Regions from separate parts of the Homo sapiens genome. Here region 2 is linked to region 1. The links are chromatin loops, found by intact Hi-C in ENCODE. Cell type or tissue: natural killer cell. All regions are shown on one strand. Links, peaks and the distances in the headings refer to the core of each region. The heading gives the core; the rest is flanking DNA. Region 1 overlaps LOC124901774 (a long non-coding RNA gene). Region 2 overlaps ATG9B (autophagy related 9B).

Evidence for each region. Peaks named below come from ENCODE experiments on the same cell type or tissue, not always from the same donor. Only the 100,000 strongest peaks of a DNase experiment are listed, where the experiment ranks them.
Region 2: a loop joins it to region 1, with 4 times the contacts of the local background. A loop is called at or near these places in 1 of 110 quality-filtered maps.

What each region holds. Positions count from the first base shown.
Region 1 is chr7:150,667,130-150,670,033 of GRCh38, reverse strand. The region is part of intron 2 of LOC124901774 (a long non-coding RNA gene); the gene reads left to right. Among named protein-coding and RNA genes, the nearest start is that of GIMAP2, 17 kb to the left of the region's middle. In natural killer cell, for the core only: no CTCF peak of the experiment used is centred there; DNase peaks (open chromatin) are centred at 1,403 and 2,173; H3K27ac peaks cover 2,500 bases.
Region 2 is chr7:151,016,947-151,019,850 of GRCh38, reverse strand. ATG9B (autophagy related 9B) reads left to right here. Exons shown (of 14, transcript NM_001317056.2): 6 at 477-1,231; 7 at 1,404-1,557; 8 at 1,801-1,980; 9 at 2,579-2,815. Among named protein-coding and RNA genes, the nearest start is that of ATG9B, 6.1 kb to the left of the region's middle. RefSeq lists a silencer at 741-810. In natural killer cell, for the core only: CTCF peaks have their summits at 1,333 and 1,532 (motif pointing right); DNase peaks (open chromatin) are centred at 1,040, 1,510, 2,010 and 2,570; H3K4me3 peaks cover 370 bases; H3K27me3 peaks cover 366 bases.

The DNA of each region.
Region 1 (2,904 bases), core at 321-2,820:
ATCAGATTATGTTGCTCCATAGCTTTGTAATACATTAAATTGTATAAAAATATTTCCTAGTATTTCCTAATATTGACTTCTTTGCATACTTAGACAAATCTTAATCACACAAGGTGTTGCTTGATTCTATTTGTTAATAGCTAATTCAGGATTTTTGCCTTGATATTCCTAAGTAATCTTATCCATTTCTAAGACAGAGCAATTCTGTCTTCAATTGTGCTAGTTCTAGCTGGACCTGGTTTGAGGGTCTCGTCTCTTTTTGTTAAAGTAAATTAAAATGGAGACCAGACCCGGAGAATACCTGAGCAGACAAAAGCAGTTAGGCCTTACAAATGACCTCAACCTTGCTTGATTTGCAAAGATAAGCAAGTCTTAATTTGAGCTATTTCTTGTAAATGTTTAATATTAAATAAAAGCAGAACTTAAGCTCAACTAATTAGAAGTAGCCAGCAAACAAAACTATGGACTTTACAACAGGGTAGACCAAATAAGGTAACTGTATAACTGTAACCAATCAAATATTTTATTTTCTTCTGTGCCATCCTATAAAACCTCCCTCTTCTATTTTTACCATCACCACCTTTTCCCTATCACTACCTCCTTTCTCAGGCAAACATGACAGTTAACAAAAACAGTAGGATAATGAATGTTATTAAGGAGAACACTAGGATGTTTTAAGAGTGTATAGAGGATCTGCTAAACTAATAGTAGGAGTAGTTGGAAAAGACTTCTTAGAAAAATCAACATTGTTTAAGCTGAAATTGAATAGTGAGTAGAAGTTAGGGAAAGAGATTAGAAGTATTTCCAGGAAGAAGATAAAGCATATTCCAAGGTAAGTGAAGACATGGAACTCTCAGTTAATCAAAGAAAGCCAAGGATGGCTAGATCCTCAAGGTGGGAAGTCACATTGTGTAGAAATGAGGCTGGAGATTTTAGCAGATGATTTTTTACAGAAACTCATAATTAAGTTTGGATCCTGAATGTTTTATTATGGAAAATGGAAAAACACTCCAGGCTTGAATCTAGGTATGTCACAGTCAGATATGTGTAATTGTGGGCTGTGTGAATTATGAATTCAAAACCTTCTCCCTCATCAGGCTTTACATAATCTGAATTTTGGTCGCTTTAATTGTGGTCCTCCTCCACTTGCTCTGCCTCCCACGAACTGCACCCTCTCAGTGCATGGAAACAGAACAAGTGAGTCAAAGAGAGCATAGAGGAACCCTGGCTGTAAACTTTGAGGTGAACCCACTGGGTCACCAGCCCATTCTGTTTCCTTTGCTCATAACCCTGTCAGCCCCTACCCCATTTCCTCTCCAAAAACTCTCCCATAATATCTTTTCATTTTCACTTGCTGTCCTTCCTGAGTTTCATCTCCCTGAGTGTTGAGAGGCATTTGGTTTCTAGGTGTTTTGTGAAGTGTGAAAAATAACTTCAGTGTGTGAAAGGAAACCACAAGACCCAGGGCTGCTATAGCAGCAAGCTCTGTTCTCAGAGAGGGTAGATAACTGTCTTATCCTGTGTGATCTGAAAGGGCTGAAAGTCCCCTCAGTAAAACATGCACCCCATTGGTCTGGAGCTGTCATTCCTCTCTCAGAGGTAAAGGTTTTCCATCAGGACAGTGGCTAGGTAAGGGGAAAATAACTCACAGGGAGATACTGAGAAGGAAGTCAAAGGAGCTGAATACAAATCAAATATTAATAGCTCAAGTGAAGAGTTAACAATTCAAGCCCTTGGCTGGGCACCGTGGCTCACACCTGTAATCCTAGCACTTTGGGATGCTGAGGTGGGTGGATCATGAGATCAGGAGTTTGAGACCAGCCTGGCCAACATGGTGAAACCCCGTCTCTACTGAAAATACAAAAAATTAGCTGGGCATGGTGGTGGGTGCCTGTAATCCCAGCTACTTGGGAGGCTGAGGCAAGAGAATTGCTTGAATCTGGGAGGCAGAGGTTGCAGTGAGCTGAGACCACGCCATTGCACTCCAGCCTGGGTGACAGAGCAAGACTCTGCCTCAAAACAAACAAACAAACAAACAAACAAATCAAGTCCTTAAATGCTGGGGGTCCACTGGAAGGTTTCTTTGACGTGGTCTGTTGCCTGTTATCTTGGCCACATCTTGTAAAAAGATGACCTCTATAGGTTTAACTTGCTACAGATCCCAGGCTTGAATATCATCCATTAAAATAGCAGAGACTGCTCTATTTGCCTTTCTCTAACTTTCCTTCTTCATCCTGCCCTGAAGTTCTCCCACATACATTTTTAACTACTCAGTCCATCAGTGATCACATATACCCAAAATACGTCCTCCATATTCTCACTGGGGTTCTGGAGTTAGACAGAACTGAGTTCCAGTTTCTACTGGGCCACTGACTAGCTAAGTGTCCTTACTCAAACTTGAGCCTAATTTCCTTCATCTTAAGGTGGGAACAATTTAAACTATCCAGTCTGAATTAAATGGAAAAGTGCACGTAAAGGATGAATTCCCAGTGGCTAGCACAGAGGTTTTCAAGCCTTAGCCTGCATCAGAATCACCTAAAGAGTTTATTAAAATACAAATGGCTAGGCAACATCCCTGGAATTTCTGAACTAGTAGGTTTTGAATGGAGCCTGAAAATAGCATTTCTGACAATTCCCATGATGCCACTGGTCTGGGGACCTCACTTTGAGAACCACTGCTCTTGGACATTGCTGTATCATTTGCACTGTTGAAGTTGGGCCACTGCCATGACTAGTGGAATTGGGGCCTGTGCCCAGCTACAAATAAAAGTTGGAGGTTTATTTCTGAGGCATCTCAACTTTCAGGGACATTTAGGCTGTTTCCTGATGGCCCACAGCACCTCTCCATTTTGTTTCTTCTAGGATGATCTTAGATGAGAGGGTCTTATGTTGACTTTTCTCACC
Region 2 (2,904 bases), core at 357-2,856, 350 kb before region 1:
AGTGTCTCACCATGTTGCCCAGGCTGGTCTCGAGCTCCTAAGCTCAGACGATCTGCCTGCCTCAGCCTCCCAAAGTGCTGGGATTACAGGTGTGAGCCACCGCCCCTGGCCAGCCAGTCTGTTTTGTGTGTACAACTGAGGGGGCCTCAGGCCCTTAAGGAGCTGAGAAGCCAGGTCCAGCACCTGGAGGCGTCCCCAGGAAGTGCATGACTACTGGCCACATGAATGGCAGGGATGATGAACAGGGCAGTTTAGAAGAGGATGAAGGAAGTAGGGCGCGCCCTTGTTAGTGACAGGGTTAAGGGAGGGCAGAAAGAGAAAGGTGGGAGAGGGGGACGATGTAGCTTGGTCATGGCGAGTTTGTGATCGCAAACTCAGTTTGCGGGTTTTCAGGCCGCACACTTAGGGGTGTGGAGCTTGAGCATCACTGTGGAGAGGAATGGGGGGTCGCTGGCTCTCATCAGTGCCCCTTTCAGGAGGAGCTGAGCTCGGTTCCCTGGGCAGAGGTGCAGTCCCGCCTCTTGGCACTGCAGCGGAGCGGGGGCCTGTGCGTGCAGCCGCGGCCCCTGACGGAGCTGGACATCCACCACCGCATCCTGCGCTACACCAACTACCAGGTGGCGCTGGCCAACAAAGGCCTGCTGCCGGCCCGCTGCCCGCTGCCCTGGGGAGGCAGTGCGGCTTTCCTCAGCCGCGGCCTGGCGCTCAATGTCGACCTGCTGCTCTTCCGCGGTCCCTTCTCGCTCTTCCGCGGGGGCTGGGAGCTGCCGCACGCCTACAAGCGCAGCGACCAGCGGGGCGCCCTAGCAGCGCGCTGGGGGCGCACAGTGCTGCTGCTGGCCGCCCTGAACCTGGCGCTGAGCCCGCTGGTGCTGGCCTGGCAGGTTCTGCACGTCTTCTATAGCCACGTGGAGCTGCTGCGGCGCGAGCCTGGCGCGCTGGGGGCGCGCGGCTGGTCCCGCCTGGCGCGCTTGCAGCTGCGCCACTTCAACGAGCTGCCGCACGAGCTGCGCGCGCGCCTGGCCCGCGCCTACCGCCCCGCCGCCGCCTTCCTGCGCACCGCTGCGCCCCCCGCGCCCCTGCGCACGCTGCTGGCCCGCCAGCTCGTTTTCTTCGCGGGTGCACTCTTCGCCGCGCTGCTTGTGCTCACCGTCTACGACGAGGACGTGCTAGCCGTGGAGCACGTGCTCACCGCCATGACCGCGCTCGGGGTCACCGCCACCGTCGCCAGGTGCGACGGCAGATGCCCGGGGTGGTGGTGTGTGTTGGTTTCTCTGATCTGGGGCCATGTGAGGTTCCCCCCGAATCCTTACCTCTCCCACCACTGGGGCCCTCTAGCCCTACATCCCACCGCGCGTCCTCCTAATCGCAGGCCCCTTCCCCCCACGGATCCCGCCTTTCAGGTCTTTCATTCCGGAAGAGCAGTGCCAGGGTCGTGCGCCGCAGCTCCTGCTGCAGACAGCCCTGGCCCACATGCACTACCTCCCGGAGGAGCCCGGCCCCGGCGGCAGGGACCGCGCCTACCGGCAGATGGCGCAGCTGCTGCAGTACCGAGCGGTGAGGGTGGGCGCGACGGCGGGCTGAGGAGGAAGTTGTGGGGTCTGTCTGCGCGGAGGGTCTGTCTGCGCGGAGGGTCTGTCTGGGAGAGGGCATGAGACAAACGGACTATACCAGGAGTCTAGGGAGTGACTGGGTGGGGAGGCTTCTTGCCCTGGCGAGGGTCGCTGGGGACTGCTTGGTCCTGATAACGCGCGTGGGCCCCTCAGCGACCCCTGCTCAGCCTCACCGCTGCTTCCCCAGGTCTCCCTCCTGGAGGAGCTCCTGTCCCCGCTCCTCACCCCGCTGTTTCTGCTTTTCTGGTTCCGCCCTCGTGCCCTGGAGATTATCGACTTTTTTCATCACTTCACTGTGGATGTGGCTGGGGTTGGGGACATCTGTTCCTTTGCCCTTATGGATGTGAAGCGCCACGGACACCCTCAGGTCAGAGCCGTTCCCTGGCCCTGGGGGTTTGGGCTGGGTGGGAGTTCGCTTGCCTCTCGGGAGCAGACCTGAGTTCCAGCCCTGGCTCCATTGCTTGCTACCTGTGCCGTTGAGCGGGTCACTTCCCTTCCTGTGCTCTCGTGCCCTCGTCTGTCAGATGGCAACAATGGCAATGTGCTCTCCAGAGCACAGCCAAGGCCAGGCTTGTGAACACACAGATTATGTCTGTATAGCCTATGATGGAGTTGCTGGCACATAGTAACGTCAGTAAATGGGAGCAAAGACCACCTGGGGGTGAGGAATGGGCTTGGCCGGTGGGTGGGGCTGAGTAAGGACTGGTGCCTGGACCAAGGCTGTCAGGATCACCCTGGGCAAAGCACTGAGGCTCAGCCCTATCCCCGAGCTGGCAATCAGTCCAGGGGTGACGAATAGATGACAGGCCCAGGTTCTGCACTGCTGCTGTATTTTTGGGTGATGGTGAACAAGTCCCCATTGTGGTCTGTTTCCTTCACGTGGAAGATGGGGCAGTGTTTCCTGTCCCACCTGTTCCCATAAGGCTCAGTGTTCTTAGCACCTGAAAGACTGTCCTTGCTCACAGTGGCTCTCGGCGGGACAGACTGAGGCCTCGCTGTCTCAGCGTGCGGAGGACGGCAAGACTGAGCTTTCTTTGATGCGGTTCTCCCTGGCGCATCCACTCTGGCGCCCCCCAGGGCACAGCTCTAAGTTTCTTGGGCACCTCTGGGGCCGAGTACAACAAGATGCAGCTGCCTGGGGTGCCACCTCGGCTCGCGGCCCCTCCACCCCGGGGGTGCTCAGCAACTGCACCTCGCCCCTGGTGAGTCCCAAGCCTGGCCTCCCCTTCTGCCTTCACCCCCACAACTCCTCTCCAAACCCTTCCCCTCTAGGCTCACCTTAGGTAGTAAC